Regions from separate parts of the Homo sapiens genome. Here region 2 is linked to region 1. A link is an interaction called in ENCODE POLR2A ChIA-PET data of the cell type or tissue named here. Cell type or tissue: MCF 10A. All regions are shown on one strand. Each heading gives the region's core, and the rest is flanking DNA. Links, peaks and the distances in the headings are about the cores only. Region 1 overlaps LOC105376626 (a long non-coding RNA gene). Region 2 overlaps CD44 (CD44 molecule (IN blood group)).

Region 1 (7,845 bases), core at 1,821-4,320:
TCTAATATCCAGAATCTACAAAGAACTAAAAACAAAGTTACAAGAAAAACGCAAACAACCCCATCAAAAAATGGGCAAAGGATATGAACAGACACTTCTCAAAAGAAGACATTTATGCAGCCAACAGGCATATGAAAAAATGCTCATCCTCAATAGTCATTAGAGAAATGCAAATCAAAACCACAATGACATACAATCTCACACCAGTTAGAATGGCGATCATTAAAAAGTCAGGCAACAGCAGATGCTGGAGAGGTTGTGGAAAAATAGGAATGCTTTTACACTGTTGGTGGGAGTGTAAATTAGTTCAGCCATTGTGGAAGACAGAGTGGCGATACCTCATGGATCTAGAACTAGAAATACCATTTGACCCAGCACTTCCATTACTGGGCATATACCCAAAGGGTTATAAATCATGCTACTGTAAAGACACATGCACACGTACGTTCATTGTGGCACTATTCACAATAGCAAAGACTTGGAACCAACCTAAATGTCCATCAATAATAGACTGGATTAAGAAAATGTGGCACATATGCACCATGGAATACTATGCAGCCATAAAAAAGGGTGAGTTCATGTCCTTTGCAAGGACATGGATGCAGCTGGAAACCATCATTCTCAGCAAATTATCACAAGATCAGAAAACCAAACACTGCGTGTTCTCACTCATAAGTGGGAGTTGAACAATGAGAACACATGGACACAGGGAGGGGGACATCACATACAGGGGCCTGTGGGGCGTGGGGGGGTAGGGGAGGTTTAACATTAGGAGAAATACCTAACGTAGGTGATGGGTTGATGAGTGCAGCAAACCACCATGGCACGTGTATACCTATGTAACAAAACTGCACGTTCTGCACATGTAACCCAGAACTTAAAGTATAATAACAATAAAAAAAACTTTGTCCCCCAGTCACTAATGCCTATAACCATGTGCAAAGTTATGTGCCCACAGGCGACAATATCCGCTTTTGCTTACTGCCATATAGTATGTTTGAGTTCTCTTTATTTTGCCGTTGGAGATTTCCTTTATGTCTCTTGAACTTGGCCATGTATTTCAGCCAGCATTTCTTTAGGTTTATAAAGGGAGGGACCCCATTTCTGTTACCTTAGTCTGGCATGTTATGAGGAGTTCATTTTTTAATGATATAGAAACCTTGTATATCAGTCAATCTGTTGCTGTGTTAAAAAAAAATATATAGTAGCTTAAACAATCATTACTCACAAATGAGGGGATGGTGCTGATTCTTAGGGTCTGACCCAGTTGATCTTGGCTGGGCTCAGTCATGTGTTTGTGCTCAGCTGATAGGTCAACCTGGTGCTGCCTGATCTGAGATGGCCTCACTCACATGTATGGCTATTAGCTATTTATTGAGTGGGTTTAAAGTCTCTGGTAATGAGGTTATATGTTTCTCATCAACCAGAAGCTAGCCCAGACTCATCCATGTGGCATTGGCAAGATTCTGAGAGTAAGATTGGAAGTGCACAGCCCCTTGATGCCAAGACTCAGAACTGTCACAGCGTCAATTTTGTGCCATTATAGTGGCCTAAGCAGGTCACAAACCAGCCCAGATTCAAAGAATGGGGAAGAGTTGCACAGTAGCATTAAAAAGAGCTCTGTACTGAGAAGGGAACAATGTGGACATTTTGGCAAACAAGGTATCTCACATTGGAAAACAAAATTTTTAGACATATAATCATTCAAAACTATTTAACAGTCTTTATTCTAGCCAATCAATCATGAATGCAGAGTTTTCCATTCATTTTGAAAGCCAATAGCTTTAAAATATATACATTAATTTAGAAGGATGCAGAAATGAGCCAACAAAATTAATTCAAAAAAATTAGTACCAGGACTATTGGGTAAATATAAAGGATTAAAGATTACTTTTTAAAAAAATCTAACGTTTTGTATTGCATTAAGTTTTCCATGTACTTTCATATATTTCATTATTTCTGAATCATACAATATATATAGTTCTTTCCACTTTATGGATAAACCTCTGAGTCTCAGAAGCTTGCCCTAAATCATTCAGTAAGTGGCAAAACCATCACTTGGATCCTGGTCTTCTGACTATAATCCCATGCACTGTCTACTTTATCCTGCAGCCTGCAGGTCAGAAAGGGTTGGTCTAAATGAAATTGTGTCTATTTTTATGCAATGAATAAATTCTTGAAATTTTTCTTGAAAATCATAATTATAATTTAAATGCTATGATAGAAGTTTTCAAAAAGTAAATAATCATAAATGGCCAGTGACTCTCAGCTGTCACTGAATGCTGTGGATAAAAAAAAAAATCCTTGAAAAAAAAATGAGCTCTTAGGTTTGCACATGAATTCAGAGGTAGCTTGGGAGTTTGAGGTTTTCTAACTATAGGTCCCCCAAACCCTCTTTCTGGTGATAATGACAGCTTCTTGGGAAAAGTCAAGATGCCTCTGTTTTGGGTGTGGTTCCCGAATTTGCTTCTGCAAGCAGCGTGACTCATTTGTTGAGCTCACTTTATGCAAAGTGGTTGTGGGAAGTGAGCTACTTACCAGGAGAAAAATGTAGTATTTTGGGGGTTTCTAATGGCTTTCCCGAGACGAGGTGTCTGCTGAGCTGGAACAGCATTAGCACTTTGAAGGGTGTGTTCTGTGTCAGACAGAAAACCTAGAGTTAGTACCATCTGATGACTTCTACCAGGAAGGAAGGAAACTGACATTTATTGATCATGAATTGTGCAGATCGTATGCCAGGTGCTTTGCATGTATTATTATTTTTTCATCCTCATAAAAAACCCATTTTATAAATAAGGGGACTAAGGTTTGGAAAATTTGACAGGATTTATCATAGTCACAAAGCCAGTAGGTAATGGAGATAGGATTTTAACCCCCTTACTCTTTCTGAATCCACCAGGCTGGGGAGGATGTGTGGTAAAGATCATAAATTTAAGTCAATATTGGGAAATTATGTGAAAGGCTTAAATTAGCAACTGCAGCACCTTAAGAAAAATTAAAGAGAAATTGTGTGTGGTAAAAGGAATTTTTTTTTTTCTAGTGAAATTTTGTATCAGTTTGCCTGGGCTTCCTGTGTGAGATGCTCTGTGTTCCTGGCGAGAGGCTGGGCCCAGCAGGCCTGTCCTTGTGCTCAGCGACTCTCCCACCTCTCCAGCCGATTCCTTCCATCCTTGTACGAGGCTGAATTCTGACGCCCAGGATGAGCTCCAGCGGACGTCAAGCTGATGTGTCATCTTATGAGTGAGGGCTTCTGAGCTAGTGCCCATGAGCTCTGACTCATCAGGCTTCTAATTATAACTCGTCCTGGCTTCTCAGATAATGGGTTTGTCTCAATAGTTTCCAGGGACACATTAGACCAGTCCTATATTTTGTGGGACTTGGGTGTTTAGGCAGCCCGTGGTGTTCTGGGCGGAAATAGAGAAGAGACTGACAAGTCATCAAGAATTTCAGTGGTGCCCCTGAAAGTTGTCACAGCATCTCAAATGTGCCTCTGAGCAAATGGTCTTTGGCAGAGCTTGGCAACCCTGCTTCAGGTTCCAACACTACAGCGTACAATCCCTAAAAGAGCTTTGGCATCCTGAGGATGTTAATGTCCCATAATGCCCAATGGCTGTGGTGGTAATGATGGGTAATAGACTTTAGACCCCACAAAACCAGCTCTCCAGGCACCCCACAGGGAACAGCAGTGGGCAAAATAGTGGGCAGAGCAGAGAAGGAAAGTAACATAGGATTCTACGTGGTTCCCACCTGTGGAAATGAACAGGACCCTTGCAAGTCCATTTGGGGCACCTCTAGTGACTCCTCGAAGACAAAGCAGATAAGGACAAGAGCTTCTGAAATAAAAACTGCATTGACCCAGAACTTTGGGACTGCAAGAGGACTGAGAGGCCCTAAATTTAACCACTACATTTCACAGACCAACTATAGCTCAGAAAGACTGTGATTTTCCAGTATTGCACAGCTAGTTAGAACCTATAGCTTTTCAACCCTCCATCTAGCATCTTTGATGCCCAACAAATAGTAAGTATTCCTCCAAAATTAAAAAATTTCCTTGTGTTCATGATTCAGTTGATTAAAATTGAGGTGGCTTTTTTTTTTTTTTTTGCCATTTTAAAGGACGTTGACAGAATCATTCAGTGGTATATCTCCAACTATAAGATCTTTTGAATTTGACACCACATCTAAAGTTCTTTTTCTTTCTTTTTAAAATTTTCTTTTAAAAGTTTACTTGACTCGATGGATTCAACATGTAAAGTTAGTTCTGTCTTTATGGTTTTCACACAGAAATTTGTATTGATGGTGCAAAGCTTAGGATTCTTCAAATGAGTTTGTTATGGAGGCTTGCTTTTCTGTCCTGCCTATTGCTACTACATTATCTCTGCATCTCAGATACAAATCAACACTGACTGAATCACAGAGCCAGCTCATGATAGGCATGTGATGACGAGTGAACCAGGAAAAGGGCAAGAGGGGCCTGGGGCTAAATCTTAGCCTGAGTCAAACTTGGGAAGAGACCAGGACATCAAGTGTGGAGGCCCAGAGTGAGAGTAGAATCAGTCTTTGGAGTAGAGCAGAGACAAGGTTTGAGGCAGAACAGAAAGCAAAGAAGGAGGGTCTAGGGAACTGCAAAGAGATTTCCATTCTAGTGCTCACACTCATCAACTTGTAGGAATTCACAGATCAATGGATTAGTGATTAAGCTTGGTAGGATTGTTGTGTAAATGGCCAGTGGTGTCTGCTCTGGATGAGGAAAGGAGAGTAAATGTATGAGTGCTGCATATTTGCAGTCTACAGCAGTATAGCCAAATGCTTACAAGTGCAAACTGCAGATGGTCTTATCGCTGCCCCTTATAGCTGGTGACATTGGACAAGTCACTTGACTCTTCATTGTCTCATTTTCCCAGCTTGAAAAATGGGTAAAAACTCATAAAGGTTTTCTGAACATTAAATAGAATTATATAGGAACGTTGCCTAGAACAATGCCTGGGACACAGTCGTCACTCAACATATGTTAACTATTATGACAGTGCTATCCCTGGTCTTGGACACTTGCTATGAAAAGCTTTGGAGTATCTGCGATATGTAAGGATGAGGATCAGATTTAAAAGGGCATAGCAAACTTGGGGTTAGTTGGACAACTTCTCTTTTTCTGATAATGTCTATAAAGGTGTTTTGAACCAAGAGTACTTAAAACAAAACTTTAACATGTGTTTTGAGCCTGACTGCTGGAGGGGATGCTTGAAAAACAATGTGGATTACCTAAAAGCAGCCTCCACCTTAATCCATGTTGGCCGCTAAGTGTGGGGTTTTGTTGAAACCACTCATACCACTTAATTAGCTTGCTCAATCGTTGTTTTTAGTCTGAAAATTTTTGAAAATCCTCCCCCTGCACTAAAATTAGGGAATGGAGGAGTGGGAATAAGAGAAGCTCTAACCACGCAGGCTTGACCTTGTATAGTGGAACAGACTTTGCCTTGCACCAATGGGGATTGAAGATGGCATGACCTCTTCTCTGAACTCCATCTCATTGCCCTAATGAGGACCTGGCAGCGCCTGGGTCCGCCACTTGACTTCCAAGTCTCATGATTAGAGGCTCTTTATTTGCTCACACCTCACATACTTCAGGTTCAGGAAGTGGAGGAGGTGCCAGATCTCATTCCGCGTCCCTCCTGCCCCTTCAGAATGTATACTTCCTTGCTACCGGTACCCTCTTTCCTTTCTGCCCTCAATCCTCAGTCTGCTGGTCACACCTCATTCTCTGAGGACTTAAACATCTGTCTTCCTCTCAAGGCCAAATTCCATTGTCAAAGAGAATGAGAGGAGAATTATTTCTTCTCTACCTTCTGAACAATTGGACATTGCAAGAGAAAACCAAAGAATGAAGTTCATTGGTTTCACATAGCATTCATGATCATCAGTCTCAAAAGATGTCTAACAATCCTACCATTTTTCTCTAGAAATCTAGCCTTTCCAGTTTCAAGGTGACTATTTGTACCCAAAACACATCCTGCTTTCTTCCACTTACCTCTGGGGGCACTTTTCCCCAAACCTCACTAAGAAAATAAAAGTGGCCAGACATGTATCACCTCCATTTCCCTAATACAAAAACAACAAACCTCTCTATGTGGCACTGATCTGCTACTTGCCTCCTGTTGCAAAGCACAAAGTGCTCCTCTTCCCACCAGAGGCTAGCCTCTCTTATCTCCTCCTGTCCTCTCAAAGACTTTGATGTCTTACCGCCTTCTTTCCCTCTGATAGCTATAAATGTTTCCTTTCTACTACAATATTCTCATCAGAATGTAAATATTATGTAATGGTATTTCTCTAAAAAGCAAAACAAAAAGTTTCATCCCTTATTAACTGAACAGTCCTCCACCTGTTCTACTCTTCTTAGCCAAAATTCATAAAAAGCTCCCACATATTCTGTTTCCATGTTTTCTCCCATTTAATCCTCAACTCATTTCAGACTGACTTCCATCTCCACTTCTTAACTGAAATTGCTTTTGTTGGAGTTACCCAGGACCTGGAAATTCAAGAGATACTCTTCTTACTCAACCTTCCTCAAAATGCTTTCTTCTGTTGACTTTTCTCTCACCTAACTGTCTAATCCTGCTCAGTCCCCTAGGCTGTTTCTTCTCATTACCTCAGTATCCTAACAGTAGAGTACCCAAGGTTCAGTGCCGGACAATTTGTCTCCTCTGTCTATACACTCATCTCAAAGATTTAAATGCCATCTGACCACTCTCAAATTCATGTATCCAACCTTGATAGCTGTAATGACATCCTCACTCTAATAATAACAATAGTAAAGAACAACAAAAGTAAGTGATATGCTACATTCCAGGCCTATTTGAAGCACTTTACGTGATTGGATAATAGATACTTATCACATACTTTGAAGTAGATTCATTGTCATCCCCATTTTATAGATGGGAAAATGGAGGTATAAATACATAGTTTTGTATCTTGCAACCTACAATTGATAAGCAGTAGATTGAGAACTAAAATCTATCTACTAGACAGAAATTGTTTTATATATCCTTCCAATATAATCTTATGAGATGTTACTTTAGACAGAAATCTGAAAGCCATCTTCAGGTTCTTTGTTTCCTTTACTTTCGCATGTAATCTATTCAGAATTCCTGGTCCTTTCAGCCTCGCAGTGTATCTTGAATTCAATTGCTTCTTTCCATTTCTCCTGCCATCGCTGAGTCCAGAGTTTTTTGACCTTGGCACTGTTGACACTTTGGGCTGGATAGTTATTTGGTGTGTGTATTTTAGGATATTTAGCAGTATCCCTGGCCTCTACCTAGCTGATGTTGGTAGCATCTGTGATCATCAAAACATCTCCAGACATTGCCAAGTGTCCCCTAGGAACTGAGAATAACTAACCTAGTCTGAGACGTCATTAACTTTTGCCTGAACTACACTAATCTCTTACCTGTCCTCTTGCTTCCACTTTTATTTCTTTTTTTTAATTGTCCACAAAGCAAGCAGCAAATGGAAATAAGATTATGTTATTCCTCTATCTATCTAAAATGCCTTAATACTTTCCTATCAGATTTATTAAAAATGTAGGGAAAATACCGATTTTTACAAAGGCTTTGTGTGATCTGGCCTCTGCCAAACTCAGTCTCATCTTATAGTATCTTCCTTTTTGCTTAACCCATATGGGAGTTCTTTCAGCTCTGGAGTCAGTTGAGCTTTCTACCAACTTGTTCTTCCCTGTGGCAGAAAATCTGTCTCTTCTCCTTCTCCTCAATGTGCATGTGTGCGTGCATGAGTGCGTGCACACACACACACACACACACACACACATTCTACATACTACTTCTACCCCATCCT
Region 2 (7,845 bases), core at 2,632-5,131, 150 kb after region 1:
AGCCAGGGAGAGATCACTTGATTGTGAAAAAATGCTCATAACATAAGATTAAGTGGAAAAATGACTCTTAAATCTAGAACTGTATATTCAGTACCATTTCAATTATGCAAGCATATGTGTGAGTATGTATATTTGTGTGTATGTGTGTATGTGTATATAGATACATACTTTATGTATATATGCATAAAGTACGTGTGTGCATGTGTGCACGTGTGAATGTGTGTATTCAGTAAACAAACTGGAAGAAGATATAGAAAAGTGTTTGCTGTAGTTTTTGTAGTGGTGGACTTATTTTCCTTCATTGCTTTCCTGTGTTTTGTAAGTTTTCTGTAAGTTTGTATGACATCAATAATCAAAATTAAATCATTTGCTTTTTAAAAACTTTGTTGCAGAGCAATCAATGGAGAGAATGTAAGAGTGATATTATTTTACCATGTCTTTTCTCAGATTTGAGCTTAATATCATGGTGCTTTGGAATGCTGGAGTGAATTTTGAAGGCTCTGGCTAGCAGAGAAGTTTATTTGGCTTTTTGTTTGTTTGTTCTTTTTTTTTTTTTTTTTTTGAGATAGAGTCTCGCTCTGTCACCCAGGCTGGAGTGTAGTGGCATGATCTCGGCTCACTGTAACCTCTGCCTCCTGGTTCAAGTGATTCTTCTGCCTCAGCCTCCCAAGTAGCTGGGACTACAGGCATGTGCCACCACACCTGACTAATTTTTGTATTTTTTTTTTTTTTTTTTTTTGAAACGGAGTCTTGCTCTGTCGCCCAGGCTGGAGTGCAGTGGCGCGATCTCAGCTCACTGTAAGCTCCGCCTCCCAGGTTCATGCCATTCTCCTGCCTCAGCCTCCGGAGCAGCTGGGACTACAGGCGCCCGCCACCACGCCCAGCTAATTTTTTATATTTTTAGTAGAGACGGGGTTTCACCGTGTTAGCCAGGATGGTCTCGATCTCCTGACCTTGTGATCCGCCCGCCTCGGCCTCCCAAAGTGCTGGGATTACAGGCTTGAGCCACCGCGCCCGGCCTAATTTTTGTATTTTTAGTAGAGACGGGGTTTCGCCATGTTAACCAGGCTGGTCTTGAGCTCCTGACCTCAGGTGATCCACCCACCTCGGCCTCCCAAAGTGCTGGGATTGTAGGCATGAGCCACCGCGCCCGGCCTTATTTGACTTTTTAAGGAGTCTGTCCTAAACTGAACTTATTACTGTCTCCAAATTATTTATGCAAAAGAATCTAACATTTCTATTTCTTCCCATAGATTTGAATATAACCTGCCGCTTTGCAGGTGTATTCCACGTGGAGAAAAATGGTCGCTACAGCATCTCTCGGACGGAGGCCGCTGACCTCTGCAAGGCTTTCAATAGCACCTTGCCCACAATGGCCCAGATGGAGAAAGCTCTGAGCATCGGATTTGAGACCTGCAGGTAAGAGACCAGCACCCGACCACTGGGGAAAGCTGGCGGCCTGGGACCAGGCAGCTGGGCTTAGAACTGGAAGGCTCCTTTCCCACAGCTGAATGGATTATTGCCTAAGGAGTCAACCCCACGTATTAATTTGGCCAAGTCAATCTGCAACCTGTATGACAACTGGAGTTTAAAGTCAGCTAAAGACACCTTTGTGAATCATAGAGCGGGAACCCAGAGGAAGCCATTAGGGGTCCTCTCGGCTGGAATCCTCTTGTCTAACCTGCTTCCACAGAGCTCTCCTGGCTTTGAAGAAGCTGCAGTATCATTGTCAGAACCACAAGAAAACATAAACCAAATAACAGTGTTTGAAATAAATATGTGGCTGTTAGAGTCTTGGCCCTGCAGACTTGGATCAAAGCAGACTTTTCAAACTACTCTCTCTTACTCTCTCTTAAAAAAAATTTTTTTTGGTTTCTCTTCTATGTTTCTCTGGTTTGAAAAAGTAAATAAAAAGGCATGAAAGTTATTAAGCTATATTATATTAAGATATATTATTTTTGGGAGCCCTGAGAGGGCTCCTACCAGTTATTCTAGAGCTGCATAGAGCCTTCCTCAAACTATGGCTCCAAGCAAGATAATCACAACAAGCAAGGACTTTATTTTTTGAATTTCCAATGGCCTTGCGGTAAGCGGTGCACAAGAAGAGCAAGCCACGGTGGCAATCACAGTGAATTGTTGTGGTTCGATTTGTTTTCACTAGAAGAGGACTGAGTAACCTCTGCAACTGCTCTGAAGTTTCTACCCCAGCCTGTAGCTGTGCTTTTGCAGTGTCTTTAGGTAATATGATTCCCCTTTCTCTGCAACACACACTCACATGCACACAGACTGCTTTTGAAAAGTCAAGCTGCAGAACTCTACGGAAACCATGAAGTGTAAGTTAAGTGCTTCTATCCTCCAACACTGGGTACAGTCATGCACCCACATTATGAGTGATGGCTGAGACTCTTGCTGAAAGGGAAAAGGAAAGTCTTTTGCCTAAAATTGCCCTGTCTGATATGGTAGCCACTAACCACATGTGGTGACTTACACTTAAACTAATTAAAATACTAAAATTAAAACTTTAGTTCTTCACTAGCACTAACTACATTTTAAGTGCTCGGTTAGTCACCGATGGCCAGTGGCTACTGTACTGGATGACCCAGGTTAGAGAACATTTCCATCATTGCAGAAAGTTCTATTGAGGAGCACTGCTCTAAAATAAAGAGCAGATGTACATAGACATCTGTATGTGTTCAGAGCTAGGTCTGGGGGAATATGAAAGGAGCAGAGAGAGGGAGAAAGCTCTGGTGGCTACTGAACTTGCACTGTAGGATGCAATGAAAAAAGGCCATTTAGCAAATCCATTATTCTATTCCCAAGGCTAATTGTTTAATTATGGCCCTGACTAGGCCACTGGCCTAAGAAAGTGAATTTAGTAAGCTGAACTTTGATTGTGAAATACAAACAAGGCATACTTGCAAAATATAGATATGCTGCCATGTGCTGAGGACCAGGGGAGTTCTTACAACTGCCACTGGCCAATCATCAAGCACTTAGATGCTGGGAGCCCTACTGCCCACCTGGCCAAACCCCTCACTTAATCCTCAAACTGCAGTATTGGTCAATATTATCACCTCATTTTATGGATGAAGCAGCCGAGGCTTAGCGAATTTGCACACACAGCCTGCCTATGGAGGAGTTAGGATTCTGGTTCTGCTTAGCCTCAGCCCAGGACAGGATTTTAATGACCAAGTCCTCCTCAGGGGCTTAAAAGGGGAGGAAAGTATGCTTCCTGGATTTGCTGAATATTCTTTCCTCCTTGTGAACAGTAACTTACTCATGCCACATACACACATATAAACTTTAATATCCCCAATTTACAGTTAGCATGACCCATAAAACCGGTAGGCAACATGAGGTGGCAAAAACTCAGTAATAGCTTACAAAGAGAATGCAATAGATTCTAGAATGTTGGTGTTATCCATACTTGATGACATGATGTGATGGGGGTGAGTTGGTGGGTAGGTTCACCAAGAAGTATTATTTAGAAAAACTGTGCCAAAGAAATCTATCATTTCACCCATAACTGGTATTAAGTATTGCAAAACTCATTTCCATAATTTCTCTCAGGTAGCTATGAATCAGCTTTCTGCCACAGGACAGATGGCAGAGTCTCATGGGTTAGGATAAAACCTTAGCAGCTACTCTCTTTTGTCTGCCCCACCCTGATTGGTAGCAACTCTTAGATATATGAAAACTTATTACCATTTAATTGTGCCCACACCCCCTGCCAAGCTAAGGAGGCTTTGGGGAAACCAGTTTGTCTGTTCAGATGAGAAATTAGTCATGCGAGCTACAATTGCCACATAGGTAGGAGTTCTGTGTGCTTGGAAACTTCAGACTCACAGACATTTCCATGGGTCGTGCAGGGTGATGCACTCCATGCTGTTGCCCCTGGCAGGAAAGATGAAAAGCATCAATGTGCATTTTAGCCAGAATTGCATTTTGAAAAACCTGCTGGATTTAGCTTCCTCCTCTCTGCCCTCCTGCTGCACCACAGCTTCCCTTGCACATGGCATTTTCTCAGCCCACATCTCATTTTTTGAGGCATTTTATATTCAAAAAAAATTGTGTTTTTAGCACAATTAAAAAATAAGCAAGTTTTTAGCCACCAGGATGCTGCTAGAAGAGGCTGGGCTGTGTATGTTGTATCTGTATGTCGTATCCAGCTGTAACACACTCCCAGAGATACCTTGGTGGGGAGAGAGGGGCTATGCATTTCTCTGGCTGTGCTACTTCTGGAAAGTTCCTGAGCTACATGAGCCGTTGCTATCTGCTTACTTAATTGCTATGACTCCCATTGTAATGATGGTTAATTTATTCCCACTGGCAATAGAATTATGCCTGCAATGCTCAGGAGGCAGTGTGCTGTGCTGTGTACTTGGCATATAAACAAGGCTTCATGTTTAGGGCAATGGAGTATGGAGTAAGGGGACTCACAGGAAAAGTTGTGGCTGAGAAAGAAGTGGGGGAATGGGACATGAGGCAGGTCTGGAATGTGTGCACTGAAATAAAGAAGCACCCCTTCCTATCTATGGAAGCTGGCCATTTTGTGTATTTTCTGGAAAACATGAAGGTATTCCAGAGCCAGCATGAATCTTACATCAAAACTTCTCTCTTCTGTGACTCAGGCTTCCTTCTGTTTGTTCAAATAGACTCAACACTGCTGAACACAAATTTTAACTGAAACTAATTATTCCTTTCATGATTTTTTTTTAAAGCTCTTTATAGGTCTCTAAATAAAATCACTTTGTTTCTATCAGTCTTGTTGATCTCTTTCCCTCTCTATGCTGTTATTTTTGGATTTCAAATAACTCGGTTGTTGAAACCTCCGATATCCCTAGGGGTGAACTGAATGAAGTGTTGCACGGCATTAAATGTCATTGAATGGGATATTATGAAATTCCCATCTTAGCCATTTAGGTCAATATCCTGTTGTTTTTCTCTTACAGGTATGGGTTCATAGAAGGGCACGTGGTGATTCCCCGGATCCACCCCAACTCCATCTGTGCAGCAAACAACACAGGGGTGTACATCCTCACATCCAACACCTCCCAGTATGACACATATTGCTTCAATGCTTCAGGTTGGTTCTCAGGGGGGTGTCTGTTGGCGTGAAAGGCTGTGGGAGCCTGGTCTTTGGAGCTCAGCTTAAGTGGGGATTCATGTAGCCTCCATTTACATAACAAATGCTCACTGAATATCTGTACAGCAGAGCCAACATTCCTGTCTCCATGGAGCTTACATGCTAAATTGGGGAGGCAAACAATAAACAAATAAATATTAAATACCATTCAGGACTGTCCAATCTTTTGGCTTCCCTAGGTCACATTGGGAGAAGAATTGTCTTGGGCCCCACATAAATTACACTAAAACTAAGAGTAGCTGATAAGCTAAAACACAAACAAAAATCACACAAAAAAAATCTCATAATGTTTTAAGAAAGTTTACGGGTTTGTGTTGGACCACATTCAAAGTCATCCTGGACCACACAAGGCCTGTGAGCCGCAGGTTGGACAAGCTTGCCCTATATGAAGTCTGAAAGTGATAAAAGTGCTATAAAAAAGAAAGCAAAATACGAGGCTAATGAGTGCTAGGGATGCTTTTATTTTCTGAGAAGGTGGTCAGGGAAAGTGCCTCCTGGACTGTTCTGAGAATATCAGTGCTCAGAAGGGAGAATGCCAAGGAATAAAGTCAGAGAGCTAAGCAAGGGCCAGCTAACGGGGTGATTCATTCTCAGTGTGATGGGAAGTCATTACAGGTTTTGAATAAGGGAGTGACATGAATCTAATGATAGCTTTGGGGTGTAAGTCAAATGTCTTAGCTGAGAGGTATTTATTATATGAGAGGGCTGGAAAAAAGCCTTGGAGAGTATATGGTATGCCTTTGACCTTCTTAAATATCCCTTACCCAACAGTTGAAAGAACCAGAGAAGAAGAAACCTAAGTTAAGATGTAGATGCTAGGACACAGGCCAGCCTTTCTCTATGTCTTTGTGACTTTCTCCCAACCATTAACCTAGAAAATCAGGCTTATGAGCCTTATTCAAGTCCTAGCAAAATTAAAGAATTCTATGCATCATGAATTTTCAGAATTTTTTGAGAAGGATCAAAATATAAATGTCAAATATCTCGATGCCAACTATCAAAAGTCTTACCTCTTAAACTGGGCCTTCTGTTCCCATGGAAGGTTTGAAGTTGGGTGAAGGGAAAGATGAAGCCTTGAGGTAAACTTGGTACATCTTGCTGGAGTGTCAGTTTTCCCTAAAGATGTGAAGGGGATGTTAAATTAGCTGGAAAGGGACTTAAGACATTATCAGCCTGAGACAAACACAGATATATACATATACATATATATATATTTATATATATATTTATTTATATATATTTATAAATATTTATTTATATTTATATATTTATATTCATTTATATAAATTTATATTTATATATTTATATTTATTTATATAAATTTATATATAAATTATATTTATATATTTAAATATATATTATAAATATATAAAAATTATATTTATATATAAATTTATATATATATATTATATATAATTCTATATATAATATAATATATAATATATATTATATATTATATTATATATAAATTATATATAATATATATAAATTTTATATATATAAATATTATATATTATATATAAATTTATATTTATATATATGTATATATGTATATATAAATATATACACATTTATATATATAAAATCAAGATATCACAGATATATATACCATATACATCAAATATAAATATACATATACCATATATATGGTAGTAAAATATAAAAAGCTGCATGGATTTTTAAACTATAAAAAGGACATCAACTTAATTATGAGATCTTTCTTCTACTCACTACTAAAAAAAACCCAAAAATTAAAATTAATTGTGAGATTACATCAGTGGCTTTAGTCTACACCACCTACCCTTTGTTGTGTGAACAGTAGGGATCAGAGTGGAAATTCAGAGAAGAAATCTAGAGTTTAGGACAAAGTATCAGGGCTGGCTAGTTGAAATGGAGTGCGTGAAGCCAGTAGATTTTGACAAAAATTTACAGGTCACTGAATCTATCGAGAGACATACGAAACAGGAACAGAAAACTGTAGAATGTTTACTCCTCCCTGTTATATGAGTGAAGAACACAAATGGAGTTTGACTAAAGGGAAGGGAGTCCAATTAACACTAAGTAGTACACGACTCATACATACTCAGTTCCCATACCCATGTCTAGCATGTCGTTCTAATGATATTATAATGAGAAAACCACATATAAAAAAGTAAGAAATAGACATAGAGCAACATGTGGTCTAGCTAGCTCCATCTCAGTGCAACAGGTCAGAGGGAGACATTGGGAAAAGCTTGTGCTTTAGATGAAGAGGTTGACTCATTGGGAAAGGGCTGGCATGAGGCTATACACTCCTGAGTCTCTGGGCACTGCTTATTGCATCTCCCATTGAGTCTTGCTGAGTGAATGTATGCAATAAATTATGTAGTTGCATACCCACATTGTCTTACCTGTTTTGCAAGTTGGTTTCACTTGCTAAAAGGAACCTCAACTCAGATAGAAGCTCACACTGTTTTATTGCCTGGCATCGAAGCCATCTAGGCAGGCTGCGACTGAGACTTGTTTCTATCCTTAATTTTGTTCATGAGGTTGGGCCCATACCTGGAGTTGGGAGCAAGAGCATTGATTAATTTTCTTCTCTTTGGAGGGTTAGTTCAGTTGAAAAGCTTGAGAAGTACAGGGGGTATGTTCCTTACTAAAATGGATGAATTAAATAATAAAGCTAGAAGTAATATTTTTCCTTTTGTCTATTTTCCAAA

The links. ChIA-PET counts read pairs that join two places held together with the same protein. Peaks named below come from ENCODE experiments on the same cell type or tissue, not always from the same donor. Only the 100,000 strongest peaks of a DNase experiment are listed, where the experiment ranks them.
Region 2: POLR2A ChIA-PET joins it to region 1 with 7 read pairs; 12 of 35 experiments call an interaction of 5 or more read pairs at or near these places.

What each region holds. Positions count from the first base shown.
Region 1 is chr11:35,027,631-35,035,475 of GRCh38, forward strand. It overlaps LOC105376626 (a long non-coding RNA gene), which reads right to left. Exons shown (of 4, transcript XR_001748180.2): 3 at 2,539-2,635. Among named protein-coding and RNA genes, the nearest start is that of MIR1343, 90 kb to the left of the region's middle. RefSeq lists enhancers at 2,383-3,582, 2,545-2,664. In MCF 10A, for the core only: no CTCF peak of the experiment used is centred there; DNase peaks (open chromatin) are centred at 2,491 and 3,221.
Region 2 is chr11:35,175,322-35,183,166 of GRCh38, forward strand. CD44 (CD44 molecule (IN blood group)) reads left to right here. Exons shown (of 18, transcript NM_000610.4): 2 at 1,254-1,419; 3 at 4,953-5,086. Among named protein-coding and RNA genes, the nearest start is that of SNORD164, 16 kb to the left of the region's middle. In MCF 10A, for the core only: no CTCF peak of the experiment used is centred there; a DNase peak (open chromatin) is centred at 3,690.